Linked DNA regions of Mus musculus: region 2 is linked to region 1. Evidence: chromatin loops called from intact Hi-C (ENCODE). Cell type or tissue: left cerebral cortex. All regions are shown on one strand.

Evidence for each region. Hi-C counts contacts between places; a loop is a spot of excess contacts. Peaks named below come from ENCODE experiments on the same cell type or tissue, not always from the same donor. Only the 100,000 strongest peaks of a DNase experiment are listed, where the experiment ranks them.
Region 2: a loop joins it to region 1, with 4 times the contacts of the local background. A loop is called at or near these places in 5 of 42 quality-filtered maps.

What each region holds. Positions count from the first base shown.
Region 1 is chr9:83,140,347-83,148,346 of GRCm38, forward strand. Hmgn3 (high mobility group nucleosomal binding domain 3) reads right to left here and starts at 6,261. Exons shown (of 6, transcript NM_026122.4): 1 at 6,085-6,261. The coding sequence starts at 6,099. In left cerebral cortex, no CTCF peak of the experiment used is centred here; DNase peaks (open chromatin) are centred at 4,574, 4,789, 5,359, 5,535 and 2 more places; H3K4me3 peaks cover 2,359 bases; H3K27ac peaks cover 1,750 bases.
Region 2 is chr9:83,311,035-83,319,034 of GRCm38, forward strand. Gm46122 (a long non-coding RNA gene) reads left to right here and starts at 5,674. Exons shown (of 2, transcript XR_001779247.2): 1 at 5,674-5,926. In left cerebral cortex, no CTCF peak of the experiment used is centred here; DNase peaks (open chromatin) are centred at 4,957, 5,670, 6,611 and 7,316; H3K4me3 peaks cover 1,856 bases; H3K27ac peaks cover 2,169 bases.

The DNA.
Region 1 (8,000 bases):
TATTACACCTGACTTCTTGATATTCATTGAGATTGAGACTCTAAAAGCCAGAAGGCCTTGGACAGATGTTCTGAAGTCTCTAAGAGACCACAAATACCAGCCCAGACTTTGATACCCAGCAAAACTTTCAATCTGCATAGATGGAGAAAATAAAATATTCCATGATAAAGTCAAATTTAAACAGTATATACCTACAGAAATATAACCCTATCAAAGGTGCTAGAAGAAAAACTCCAATGTAAGGAAAATAAATATACCCATAAAAACACAGGAGATAATCTCACACCAGTAAGACCAATAAAAGGGAAGCAGACACACTCTCCCTACCACCATCACTACCACCACCACCCTCATCACAAACAACAACAAAATAATAGGAATCAACAATCACTAGTCATTGATAGAAAATCAATGGTCCCAATTCTCCAATAAAGAGACACAGACTAACAGAATGGATTTGAAAGCAGGATCTACCCTCCTGCTGCAACAAGAAACAAACCTCAACATCAAGGATGGACATTACCTCAGAGTAACGGGTTGTGTAAGAGTGTTTTCTTGAGCTATTTTATTGGGTTATTATATCTACCACCCTTTCAAACTTTATCACATCCTAAAATAAACCCTTCAAACCTCCCAACACTGGGTAGAAGAAAAAGGTTAGAGGAGAAAGAAGGTAGAGACCTCTTTATACTACTTCCTGCTAATTAGGAACATTGAGTTCCTTGGGGGCAAGTCCAATCTTCATCATTAGGCCATCTCCAATTTCTTCTGCCTCTTTGATCACTACTTGATAAACCACAGCAGCAGAGGGAGCAGCAACCTCCATGGAGGGTGTGTCCAGCCCCACTCGGGGTTCTGGCATTTATACTGTCTCAAAAGTCCCCAGAATTCCAAAGGTCACACACCCCCAGAAACTATATGCTTCTGGCAAAATCACACTCCTGCTAGAGCAAGAACGAGATCATAACCACTGCCGTGAAGTAGCCTCTTTTCCACACCTGAGATTAAAACAAAAATATATTCACATACATAACTGGGTTTCTTTTAAGAAACCAAAATTTTCACTACATTAGAAAAAATATATATTAAGCAAATGGTCCTTAGAAGCAAGCAGGTGTAGCCATTTTAATACCTAACAAAATGGACTCTAAACTAAAACTAATCAAAAGAGATGAGGGAGGGCACTTTATACTCATCAAAGGAAAAATCCACCAAGATGATATTTCAAATCTTAACATTTATGCCCCAAACACAAGCCCTTATCCAAAATAACTAAAGGACACCGAGAGATAATCCAAATTAATAAAATCAGAAATGAAAATGGGGACATAACAGCAGACACTAAGGAAATCCAGGCAGTCCTCATAAGGAAATACTTTAAAAACCTGTACTCCACAAAACTGGAAAATCTAAAAAAAGGGATAATTTTCTTGATAGCTACCACTTCGCAAAGTCAAATCAATATCAGATAAGCAATTTAAATAGACCTGCAACCCCTAATGACACAGAAGCAGTTATTAGAAGCCTCCCCACCCAAAAGAGCTGAGGGCTTTAGCACAAAACCAGACTTTCAAAGATGAGTAAATGCCAAAAATTCCTCAAATTACCCCAAAAAATAGAAACAGAAGGAACATTACCCAACTCATCTTATGATGCTACAGTTACCCTGACACCCAAACCTTACAAAAACTCAACAAAGAAAGAGAGTTATAGGCCAATTTTTCTTTATGAACATAGCTGCAAAAATACTAAAATACTTGAGAGAGATAAAAAGGACAGAATCCAAGAACACATCAGAAAGATCATCCCCCATCATCAAGAAGGTGCCATCCCAAAGACGTATGGATGGTTTAACATGGGAAATGGTAAATATAATTCACCATAAACAAACTGAAGGAAACAACCAACATGAGCATCTCACTAGATGCTGAAAAAGTCTTTGACATAATCCAACACGCTCTCATGACAAAGGTCTTGGAGAGGGGAGAGATACAAAGGATACACCTAAACACAAAGAAGGCTGTCTACATCTATGGCCAACATCAAATTAAATGGAGAGAAATTAAAAGAAATTCCATGAAAGACAATGCTCTCTCAATATCTACTCAATACAGTACTTGAAGTTTTAGTTGGAGCAAAATGACAACTAAAGGAGATCAAGAAGATACTAATTGAAAAGAAAGAACTCACAGCATTGTTATTTGCAGATGTGCATATATGTATTATTCATAGTAGTGCATATAGGAAATTATACACAAGTATACTATCTGTGTATACCATAGTAAGCATGCATACTATGAATGAGAACATTCCACCAGGGAACTCTTACAGCTGATTTAAAAAAAAAGTGAAGACTAGGAAGGCTTTGCTTTCTTGAGTCTCTAAATGGAAAGAGACCACTATACACCCTATATCTACTCCGTAGACATTGCCATACTAGACAGTTTCTGGAATGACATGCCCGCCACAGAATTCTAGGGATAAGGAATTAGAAACATACAAAGGATGTGAGAATGTGTTTGCTGACCAGGCCAGGACTGAATGCAGGCCTTGCTGGTAATGCTTCTGTATAGAACATCCCATCACAACATGACTGCTGATGGCATCTGTCGATGTTTGAGCAGAACAGTCTAGAACTCAGGCAGTCATTGTCCTACCCCTACCTGAATCCATGAGACTTCGCTCACTCATCACCATTATATAACAGAAAACTCAGCAGTATTTAAATCTCAGAAGGACATTAAAAAGTTGAGGGCTACACTGCTTAAAAAAAATCAAACAGCACTCATTTAAATTGGTTTAATCACACACACACACACACACACACACACACACACACACACACACACAAAATTTACAAAGATGTGCCTTAAAATAGTTTCTAATAATATGGGTGGCATTGTGGCCTTGAAGTTGGGCAGCTGGGGAGTAGTCATGTTAGGATGTAATGACAAGAGGCATCTAGATGCCTGGTAACAGGAAATGATCCTGATTTTTTTCCCCTTGAGTCCTACCCACACTTTTTCAAGACCAACCAGCACAAATTCAACCTGTGTTCTTATCTATCCTACAGTCTTTGAATCTGAACAGCATATTCTGTAACCTATATAAGTCCATTGTCAGTCAGCACTTTTTTTTTTTTTTGGTCTGCTAATCTTATGACTTCACTGAATTAAATATAAGCTCCTGGAGAACGAACTGTGTGTCCCTCCAATATTTAAACAGTGCTAGATCTTCAGATGTCTCCACTGACTTTATGAGTACCACCCCTTGCCCTGCAGTACTGGGGAGTTCATTAAATAATGTTTTCATGAAACAAAGAGCAGAGATGGCAAGGAAAACATGGTATGAGTACTTTTAACACTGATTTTGGGTTGGGGAGATGGCTCCGTGGGTAAAGGGTTTGCCCCTCAGACTTAAGGAACTGAATCTGATCCCTGGCGCTCAGATAATAGCTAGGTGTCTGCATGTCTGTAAGCCTAGTGCTGGAGAGGTAGAGATAGTCAGTCTAGCCAAATCAATGAGCTCTAGGAGAGACCCTGACAAAAAATAAGGTGGAGAGCAATAGAGAAAGATATCCAGCTTGGACCTCTGGCTTCCACCCATGCTCCTATGCTTGCATTCCTGTGTGTGTGTGTGTGTGTGTGTGTGTGTGTGTGTGTGTGTGTGTGTGTGTGTGTGTGTAGTGTATACCACAATTTAATTTACAAAGCAGAACAAGTAGTTCTTTAGCTAAGAAAATACAGTGTGCAATATAGTATGCAAATCCTCAGGTTATTACCTGACCTTACAGACCTCTAAGGACTATGCATGGATTGTCTCCAATTCCTTTCCTGCATGGCTGTGTAGGCTTTCACTTGGGGACAGTGGTTTCTAATGTCAATTCCGAGGAACTCCAAGACTCCACCAGGCACTATAAGGCTTGACTCCTAGGTGGGCTGGCCGTCACAGCCAGGCAATCTGTGGCTGTGCCTACCCAGGTACCAAGGCAGGTGTCTGGCTTCCAGTTATCAGTAAAAGGACTTCCTGTTAACTGAGGAGGCTTTCTCAGATGTCCTGAAGACCCCCACACATACATACATACGTACATACATACATACATACATACATTACATACATACATACATACGAACACCACTTTGCCCCTAGTTGAAGGATTGGGTATTGGCTAACTCAATAGAGTCCCAGCCTTCCAGAGAAGTAAAACATAAAGCCACTTTGTACCCCACTTTTTCCTTCCCATCTTCCCCTTTAGAGATGGCTAGTGACAGAAAACAAGAGGAATGGCTTCACCAGCAGTGGCCCTTGATCAAGGAAACGTTCCATTAAATCTGCTGGTTATTCAAACATGTTAATAATTCCAGGGAAAGAGTTGGCCTCCATTCCCTCTCAAGCTCTTTTCTGGATAATTAGTTCCTCTGATTCTGCTAGAATTCCCAACACGTTACCAACCTTAGATACAAGGCTGCAAACAGTGACATCACTGTAAAAACAATGCTGCCATCAAAGGACACTTGAACAAGAGTCTCAAGTGTTCCCACTCTTCACACGCCATGAGCTTCTTCAACTACAAGGCTCAGAATTTCCTGAATCCCTCTATACGAAGAGAAAGCGTTAACAACGGTGTCAAGTAAGGCCTTCGGGATTCACAGCTCCACTCTAAACCAATGACTGGTTAATGAAATGTTGGCAATGAATCTTAAGACGCTGCTCAATGAGACTAAAACAGTTCCGTGGTTATGTAGATTAAGCCAGATAAAGCACATCAGACTCCACCCACCATGAGACACAGAGTAGGTTCATGTTCTAATAGTATGATCGATTTTCTTTTAAAGAATGGAGGTGCTTGGGCTGGCTCAAAGAGTAAATACACTTGCTGTAGATCCCCACAACCCACACGATAGGAGAGAGCCTACTACTGCAATCTGGGTGTCAGTGCCTCCTGTGAATACAATCAATCAATCAATCAATGTAATAAAATACATTTTAAAGGAGTGGAGTTGTTTATAATAAAATTCTTAGTGACGATGCATAAGGAAGCAAAAGCTTCTAAAAATTTTAAAGCTTTGATAGTTTTAAATAAAGCAACCACACACACACACAGTGCACAGTCTTCGGGAGAAAACGGTATTAACCAAGTTTCAACTTTAATGGCCAAGATGGTTGACTTGGGTCCTTTGGGCAGGTGGCAGGAAGGTTTTTTTCTTAGGACGCAATCCTCACACATCGCTTTTCTCTGGGAGGGGTAGAAAAATATCTGCCCTTCCTTCACCAGTCCAATGACAAGTCGAAGCCCCACCCTGAGGGAGCTGTGTGGCCCCACGTGTGGCTCATGACGTCCCTGCGCGGAGGGGACACAACCCACCAGGGGCAAAGGAGAGACTAAAAAGACCTCGGTTCCCTGCCTGGCCAAGCGTGGGGTCGTGGGTGGGACAGTGGCAGGGGCTTGGTGGCCCCTGACCTTGGCAGGGTCAGTGAGCTTGGCACCAGTCCCCTTCTTTGCAGCCTACCCGGCGCTGCGCACTGCCCCGCCCGCCCTCGCGGCTGGTGATTGACACCGGAGTGGGTACATACGGGTCCGCGGCGCAGCAGGGCTGGCGTAGGGAAACATGGCTTTCCCTCTCCCGGCCTTCCGCCCGCATCGCGCTCGCCCAGGGCACGGCCCAGGGGACACTCCGGACCCCGCCTAGCTCCTCTGAGTGCTTCCACGTTTTTCGATTTCCCTGGCCCGGGAGACTCCTCTCATTGCTTTCCCTCCACCCTGAGAACAACCTGAGTTTGCCAAGAGGAAACTCCTGCGAGGGGGATGGATACCCGCCCTGGCTGCTGGCAAGAGATGGAAACCATTCCAAGCAGGAGTTGATGGAGAGGGGAGGACGTCCCTGGAGGGAAAGTAACACTCAGAGCTCCGTGCGGGGCGAGCGAGGTCAGCAACAGGCATTTGCAGAAGGAGCGGGCAGCGGCCGTGCCCAGCGCCTGAGTTATTAGGCGCATCGCCGCGTTCATCGCAGCGCAGGGGGCTTACTCCAAACACACTCGAGGGCCTGCGAGCAGGGTTTTTTTTTCCCCCTTTACAGGACTTACCTTTCTCTTCGGCATAATGACTACGTTGGTGCAGCAAAAAAAGTAAAGCAATGTTCTGGGCCGCCTGGCACACTGCTGGATGCTGCCTGGCCGCTGCTGCTACTCCCGCAATGGGCTCGGCTAGCCCGGCCTCTCCGACCTGCACCTCCGCTTCCTCCCCCGGCGCTCCACTCGCTCGCATCCCGGTCCCCCAATGGCGAGCCCTGCCAGCCAGCCGCGAGGCCCCATTGGCTAAGAGAACGTTCTAAATTCCACGAGGGCACGCCCACCCCCGTTCACCCGGTACGCGCAGTTGTAGTTTCCACTTCACTGGGAAAAAAAAAAAAAATCTGCCTGGCGACTGAGCATGCCCAGTTCAACTAGTATCCTTCAGGCTGCACTAACTTGGAGTTTCATTGTTTGACGTGCCTTCTTTGGATTAAACCATTGTGCATCTTCATAGGAAAAAAAAGTTTAGTATTAAGTAATGCTGGGTTAACTTTATAAAGTAAATAGGGCCACGGGGTGCCTTGTACAATTGTTACTTATAAAAGCTTGTAACGGGTGTTCATGGTGCGGGTCTATACAGGGTAGGAAGGTCTGTTCTGGAAGAGTTTCCACAGTTTCTAAGGTTCTCAGTTCCATCTCTAGCAAATACCATCCCCCATCCCCATAGTTCCTTGGTCTAATTGTTTTGTTTTTTGTTTTTCTTTAAGTCTGTGTTACAAGTCATATATGAATTCAGCCAATTATTCAGCTATGTGTGAATAATTGTTATAATTGATATAAATGTTTGTTGTGGAAACTAAGGGGAAATCGAGAAATGTAGGAACAAATAAATCACTTATATATTAAATATGTACATTTAAACGACACCTGCCAGGTTACCATTTTGTGTATAGTGTAATGTTTCTCGACATTCCGCAAAGAATTGCAAAATACATTATCTGAATTTATTTAAGACCGGTTTTATCCTGACTAAAGACCTCAGACCCGGGAGGCTGGGGGGGGGGGGATTTTTTGGTCAACATCCTTCATAAACATAGGCACAAAGACACAGACAAAATTTTATCAAATCAAATTCAACAACATTTTTAAAAAGCTAATACATAACCAGGGGAGTTGAACCTGGGAACACAGGATTCGTTCTGTGAATCAAATCATCCTGAAAATCAATCAGTGTGATCATAGCACTGATTCTATTATAATTATATAATATGATATATAATTATATTATGTTTATTATAGCACAAAGCTATAATCGGGACTGTGACCATCTCAAGGGCTGCAGGGGGAATGCTAGGGAATGGGTGAGCAAGTCATGATAAGTCTACAGTAGAATATTACTCTGTGATCAAAGAAATAAGTTTTCCCTGATGAGATAAATAACAAAAGAAAAATGCTAAATGGAAGTCAATACAAGACACTATACTGGGTGGTTTTGTTTATATGAAATTCCAGGAAAAACAAAGCAAACTAAGCAAGATTAGCCCGAGAATCATTTACAAGCCAAAAGACATCTTAGGAAACTGCTCTAAAGCCTTACACTGTGTAGTGGCTATTCCTGGTTGTCAACTTGACAATATTTGGAATGAACTACAATCCGGAATTGGAAGGCTCACCAGTGACCCTTATCTGGAGGCTTGGAGATCCTTATCTGGATCTTGGTTTGAAGATCTTGAGCCATAGTGGCTATGGATTCCAGAAGATTGAATCTCCGAGTTAAGGAACACACCTTTAATCTGGGCTATGCCTTTCATCTGGGATTAAAGGTGTGGTGGAACACACCTTTAATCTGGGCTACACCTTTTGCTGGAGACAATATAAGGACATTGGAAGAAAGAAGCACAACGTTTAGTGGGTCTATTTGGATTCTGGAGACAACACATCCCTCACTTGGGTGTGTTACTTAGGCCTATTTACCAAGTGACTCGGAA
Region 2 (8,000 bases), 170 kb after region 1:
GTATGCATGTATGTGTGTGTATATATGTGTGTATGTGTGTGTGTGTGCCATACTTGTGCTTGTATATGTGAACATGAATATGTATAAATGTACATTCATGCTAGAAGTCAATAGTGGGTGTCTTTCTCAATTGCTCTCCACCTTATTCTTTGAGACACTGAACTCAGAGTTTACCATTCAGTTAGACTGACTGTCCTCTGGGCCTCAGGTATCCTCATGCCTTTGTATTCTCAGCTCTGAAGAAGAGAGATGCCCCTCTCTGGCTGTGAAACTGGATGCTCTGTTTCACTTTGATGTCCAGAGTTCTCCCTTAATCTCTCACCCCATCACACACTGCAGGCTCTCTGTGGAGAAGTAAGCAAATACTGAGTGCCAGGCTATTCACTAATCCTTCTCCTACACCTTAAAAATTAATAAATTTATTATTTTTTATAAATTTATATGTAAAAAAAGATGGATGGGAATAATAAAAAACCTAGGATAGCAAAAACTATTCTCAACAATAAAAGAATCTCTGGTGGAATCACCATCCCTGACCTCAAGCTGTACTACAGAGCAATTGTGATAAAAACTGCATGGTACTGGTACAGTGACAGACAAGTAGACCAATGGAACAGAATTGAAGACCCAGAAATGAACCCACACACCTATGGTCACTTGATCTTTGACAAAGGAGCTAAAATAATACAGTGGAAAGAAGACAGCATTTTCAACAAATAAATGGTGCTGGCTCAACTGGCGGTTAGCATGTAGAAGAATGCAAATTGATCTATTCTTATCTCCTTGTACAAAGTTCAAATCTAAGAGGATCAAGGAAATCTACATAAAACCAGAGACACTGAAACTTATAGAGGATAAAGTGGGGAAAAGCCTCAAAGACATGGGCACAGGGGAAAAATTCCTAAACAGAACAGCAATGGCCTGTGCTGTAAGATCGAGAATCGACAAATGAGACCTCATAAAATTGCAAAGCTTCTGTAAGGCAAAGGACACTGTCAATAGGACAAAACGGCAACCAACAGATTGAGAAAAGATCTTTACCAATCCTAAATCCCATAGGGGGCTAATATCCAATATATATAAAGAACTCAAGAAGTTGGACTCCAGAAAACCAAATAACCCTATTAAAATGGGGTACAGAGCTAAACAAAGAATTATCAACTGAGGAATACCGAATAGCTGAGAAGCACCTAAAAATGTTCAACATTCTTAATCATCAGGGAAATGCAAATCAAAACAACCCTAAGATTCCACCTCACACCAGTCAGAATGGCTAAGATCAAAAATTCAGCTGACAGCAGATGCTGGCGAGGATGCGGAAAAAGAGGAACACTCCTCCATTGCTGGTGGGATTGCAAGCTGGTACAACCACTCTGGAAATCAGTCTGGCAGTTCCTCAGAAAATTGGACATAGTACTACTGGAAGTTCCAGCAATACCACTCCTGGGCATATATCCAGAAGATGCTCCAACTTGTAATAAGGACACATGCTCCACTATGTTCATAGCAGCCTTATTTATAATAGCCAGAAGCTGGAAAGAACCCAGATGTCCCTCAATAGAGGAATGGATACAGAAAATGTGGTACATTTACACAATGGAGTACTACTACTCAGCTATTAGAAACAATGAATTCATGAAATCCTTAGACAAATGGATGGATCTGGAGGATATCATCTTGAGTGAGATAACCCAATCACAAAAGAACACACATGATATGCACTCATTGATAATTGGATATTAGCCCAGAAGCTCACAATACCCAAGATATAATTTGCAAAACACATGAAACTCAAGAAGAAGGAAGACCAAAGCGTGAACACTTAGATCCTTCTTAGAATGGAGAACAAAATACCCATGGAAGGAGTTACAGAGACAAAGTTCGGAGCAGAGACTGAAGGCATGACCATCCAGAAACTGCCCCACCTGGGGATCCATCCCATAAACAGCCACCAAACCCAGACACTATTGCAGATTCCAACAAGAGCTTGCTGACAGGAGATTGATATAGCTGTCTCCTGAGAGGTTCTGCCAGTGCCTGACTAAAACAGAAATGGATGTTCACAGTCATCCTTTAGATGGAGCACAGGGTCTCCAATGAAGGAGCTAGAGAAAGTACCCAAGGGAGCTAAAGGGGTTTGCAGCCTCCTAAGAGGAACAACAATATGAACCAACCAGTAACTCCAGAGCTTCCTGGGACTAAACCACCAATCAAAGAAAACACACGGAGAGACTCATGGCTCTAGGCACATATGTAGCTGAGGATGACCTAGTTGGTTATCAGTGGGAGGGGAGGCCCTTAGTCCTGTGAAGGTTCTATACCCCAGTATAGGGGAATGCCTGGGCCAAGAAGCAGGAGTGGGTGAGTAGGGTAACAGGGGAGAGGGGGAGAAGATAGGGGATTTTCAGAGGGGAAACTAGGAAAGGGAATAACATTTGAAATGTAAATGAAGAAAATATCTAATTAAAATAAACTGCAAAAAAAATCTTGATGAAGGTCAAAGGGAATTAGTAGTGTTTAGCTCTTACAATAGCTAGCTTTGACTGTAGACTTGGTGTATTGTAGAATCTCCTGGGAAGGGAGTCTCAATGAGAGGCTCTCTAGATCAGGTTGACCTGTGGGCATGCCTATGAAAGATTTTCCTAGTTTAATTCACTGAATAGGGAAAATCCACCCACTGTGGGTAGCACCATTCCCTAGAAAGGGAATTGACTGCCTAATAGTGGAGAAAGCAAATTGTGGGTGTGCTTAACTGTTTTAGGTTTCTCTCACTTTGACCTCCCAGCTATCATAGACTGTAACCTGAAATGGTGAGCTAAAATAATTGCCCCTAAGGTGCTTGGGTGGATGCATTTTTATCACAACAAGAGAAACAAAGCTAAAACACCTCTGCTCTGGTTGCTAGTGGCTTGGCAGTGGGTGCTTTGCTTTCCATCTCTCACTGGTGTTTCTCTTTTTATCTTGTTTGAATTATTTCCTCTTATCAAACAAAAAAAAGCTCTTAAAATATCATTGCTATGTACAATATCATTAATGGTGTAGCCGACAGTGTGGCAGGCATATACTACATGTGGGAGTATAAGTTGGAAAGTATTTCAAAATTAGTTTTATATTTAAAGAAAAGCATGAGAGTTTTGCGTGCCTATTCAACTCAGAAATTGTACTGCTTTTTATGGCGCCAATTTAAAATGAATGTTTATTCACTAAGACATGAATTGCATTTTTTTGCTGGTGTACAGTACTGCCAGATTGCAATTAGAACTTACATCAATATTCCCAGTACAATCAGTCTTTAAACATGTGAGGTACCAGCAGCTTCCTCTCCTTTCCTTGGGTATACAATTGGACTTTATAGCCCACCCTCCCTGCAATGAGACCCAAGGTCTGAGTCTAGGGATTGATGCTAGTTCCAATTCAAGGTTTTCAAAATGCAGAATATCCTCTTCTCACTTCCATCTTTATCCACTGACTGAAGACAAATGATACACAAAAGGCCACGAGTCTACTGACTGGCAGCAGAAGATAAATATAAAGGACATCGTAAATCTGGGTCTCTGAGTGTCTATGTTAATAAATATCCACCGCCAATTAGGAATAACTGTCTTGGTTTGTTAAGTGTACAAGAAATAAACCATCTTGTTTAAGCTACTATACATGTTTAGATCTATTTATCTGCACTGTAATTCACTTTGATTGTAATGCTGTGAGCAACCCATGAAGGGACTTGGTCACATACTTAAGTTTTCTTTTCAAGTTAAGCAAAGAAAACTTAAAAAAAAAAAAAAAAGACTGTGGAATGTACTTTCTTCCTGTAGCACAGCTTGATAGTGAGTTCAGATGAGGTACCTTATTACAAAGGAACTTTGCCTGATAAGCCAATTGTCTGTCTCTCTCTCTCTGTCTCCCCCCCCCCACGTCTCTCTCTGTGTTTGTGTGTCTTTCCTCTTCCCATCCCCCTTTCTTCCCCTGCCCTCTCCCATTCCCCACCCCCATTCTCCCCCTCTCTCTTCCCCTCTCCCCCTCCATGGGCATAAAATCCAGAGCCTTCTGAATGGCAGATAAACCTTCTACAACCGGTCTTAGCCCCTAATACACCTTGTGATAATGAATTTGCAGACATTTCAATTTCCTTGTTGATACTAAAATTCGTCCCTGTCATCAGCCAGCTGAGGATTTTATAGCATCATCAAAACTGTCTGCCCTCTATTGTTTTGAGTGGAATTCCCCTATTTTCCGCTGTGTCCCTAGTGAAGGCAGTGGGTTCAAATGAGTTCTTAGAAGAAACCAAACATGTTTCCCTGTTTCTCATTTTCTCTTTTGTATGTTTTGACCTTAGCCTCTAAAAGCATGCAATCCAAAAACCGTGTTGCAATATATTTTTTCACACTAGTGTAACTCTTTTAAAAATAACATTTCTTTATCTCCTCTGTCTCTGCCTGTGTCTCTCTGTCTCTGTCTCTCTGTCTTTCTCTGTGTGTCTCTCTTTGTGTCTCTGTCTCTCTCTCTCTCTTTGTGTGTGTGCGTGTGTGTGTGTGTGTGTGTGTTTACAATACACAAGTCAGTCCTCTCTTCCCTCCAGGTGGGTACCAGGAACTGAACATGAGTCCTCGAGCTTGGCAGTAACCACTGAGTCACTTCACCAGCCCCCTCAATACAGTCCTTTGGTCCTGTTCTCTTTGCACACAGCAGCAACTTCACCAATGCCATGAACATGATGTCATTGCTTACTTTTCTCCAAGGACTATCATGGTGTGTGTGTGTGTGTGTGTGTGTGTGTGTGTGTGTGTGTGTGTGTGTGTCTGTGTCTGTGTCTGTGTCTGTGTCTATATCTATGTCTGTGTGTCTGTGTGTAAGTGTGGTTACTGAATCTGCCCATTGTCTTTCAAATTAGTATAATCTGAATATGGCACAATTATTCTTGGCTAAGCAGTGAGAATTCTTATCTGGTGGCTGAAGGAGGGATTAGCCTGCTCAGAAAGGCTCATGTGTTTCATTGAATATCTCAAAAAACGGAGAAATAAGTGTGCTATCTAAGCTGATGGTGTTAAACTTGTTTGGATTTCATGAGTACCTCAGAGCGTCAGACTCACCGAGGGGTGCTGGCCCCTGGGGTTATTGGCCACTGAGGAAGTCTTGGAGTTACTCCACACAGCTTATGTGTTCCGTAATAATGAAACCATCAAAATGACACCAAAGAAAAACCTTTAATAACATAAAAATTCTGTCATGAGTTTCTCAATGAAAAAGCAATATATACACAGGATGATACTATGCTTATAAATAAAAGCATGGTTTGATGTGTTCAGTAAATAAACATTAAGACCCTTCTATGCATGTAGCAAACATTACAGATACTGGTACATATCTGTGTATGTTAAAACAGAATCTAATGTTATTTTACCTTTTCCAATTTACATTGAATATTCATTAACGGTTTAACAAGACATCACTATTAAATTAAGGCTCGTTTTTGAATTATAAGAAAAGGCTAATGTCGTAACAACCAGGTTTAATAAAGTAAACAGAAGACTCAGAAGTCATTCTAGCCCTGTGCTCTGCTGTGACTCACCAAACATGCCCTGCACTGTGTGTTTCAATCTTCTTCTATTCCCTTATTAAAATGAACAGATGCATTGCCCATCACATGGCTCGTGGAAACATGCCAACCATTTTCTTAGCAACCGAACTCCTGCCTTGTGCACTGTGCATGTTAACTAAAACAGCCTGTTGACGGCTTAAAATAAACCTGCCTTTTTCCATTTAGCATTTTATCAAATGAATGTAATTTTGTTTGCTGATGAATTTAGTTCAGCTTCAAGGAGATTTTTCTCTTCTTCCTGGGGAGGCTGGAGAATCAGAATTGTCATGCCAAAGGATGAAAAACAAGCCTAGGGAGAAAAGACAGGCTGATGTGGATGTGGGTAATGTAAGAATATCTTCTCAATTTCACCTCTCCCCTTGTCTTGTTTGTTCCTTCGCCCCCCTCCCCCCTCCCCCGGGTAGAATGTTGATTTAACTTTAAATTCTCCTTAGCCTTTGCATCATAATGTTTGGGTTACTTGATTAAATGCATTAATTTAAATGAGTGTGCTGATGATTGCTATTGTTATTATGTGAAGGCTCTTGTCTTATTTTTTTTCCCTTATTTCTTTTTTTCCCCTTATTTCTAACACTTCAATATGCTCTACAGTTAAATTATGCCCTTCTCACTGGCTAGTAGACCCGCTTCTACGGTCCAGAAATAAAGAGACCAAACAATACATAATTTGGCAAGGCAGGAAGGGGAGAGTTATTATCAGCAGTGTAGAGAATTGGTATTTTTCAGATAGAGCTGACTCTGCATCTTGGAATAATCTGCTGTTTTGCTGGGATATAAAAATAAATCTGTGTCTACATGTATATGCAGACATCTTGGGTACAAAGACCACCGGAATATTTCCTGAATAAGAAAACTCTCAAGTTGCCATGAAGACTAACGGTATAACAAAACCACATATATACTTAAACCAGCAAACACCTAACAGATCAATGGAAGAAAGAGGGTTTAAGTGAATGCGTGTCTAAGCAGGTTTCCTGTCATCTCCACTGGCTCCTCATTTAAACACTAACAGTTACAATCCAGCAGCAAAGGCAAGCTGTTGAGATTTCCACTTTCTTTCCCAGGAGCAAATTTCTACGGCTACCATCATCGAGCAATGAAAATTGATGACGTAGCTGTCTAGTCTCACATTTTCCCCATGGAATTATGAAGACAAAACAAATGCAAAACACATTTCTGTTCGATCTACTTAGTCCCGACTTCTGCTTCATTTGTATTTTAGGAAACAAATAATCTTCTCGTGTTGTCTTTAACAGTAGGTACAACCCACATGAAATCGACAGACATTTAACATTAGATATTGTAAAGGGGCAAGCTGCTCCCAAGTTTTGACATTCTTTTGTTGAAAGTCAGAATCCATTGCTTGTGCTAGTTCCCACACAGGTTAGCAGCTGTGGGAAATGTCACATCCATAGGGGTTGTGTCTGAAATAGTTAATATATTTTTAAAACTATCCAATAGAATTTTCTTTATGAGACAAGGTCCTGCCGTCTAGGTGAACCTTGAACTCACTATGAAAGTAAAGGTGGCCTTGAACTCCTAAACTTGCCATTTCCACATCCTCAGTTCTGTGATTACAGACATCTATCCTCGTGCATTGCACACTTTTCTACTTAAACACCATCTCAAACACGTCACTCTGTACAGTGGTTAGTGCTCTCTGCTGCTCAGTGCATAGAAGACACCCAACCTCACAGTAGGAGTTTCCTGTGTGGCTCACTACTCTTGGGAAGGTGCCTTGACAGTTTGGTGAATTACACCCAGGTAGGCTGAAGGCAGTTGCTAATTAAATCTTGGAAGCACCTAACCATCTAGAAACTGAGCAGCCTCAACACGCTATGGAAAAATTCAGTAGCTCTGACCGCTTGCTTCTTATCCATCAAACCATTCTCTCTTCTAAATAAAGGCAGAGATGGGCACACCTACCTGATCTGAAGAAGGGACCTTGACCTTAAACTTAACTATTTCATTATGTTATATTTCTCAATAGAAACCTTAATTTACTTACACTTCGGGCATTATTTTGTGCTTAAACCGTTAAATGTGTTTGCTATACGTTCCTCCCTACTGAATAGACCTGAACTTCATTCCAAGAGCTTTTGTGCTTATTAGACACTATTGTTCTTTGAGTAAAATTATCTTTTTGGTTAAAAACTCGATAAATATAACACCGATAGTCATTTACTGAGGGCAGGTCATTGGTACTTTTGTATTAAGGTCTAAAGGGGAATTGATTCTCACACTGGCTCCAGAAAGCAGAATCGTTTCTTTCTGGCACCCTGCATGGGAATGGAGAAGGACATATGACAGCCGCATTCAGGAAGATGAAATGTCTTAATTCTTAGTAAGAGACGAGTGAGCCTCTCCAAGGCAGACCCAGTGTAGCCCAGGTCACTGGCTC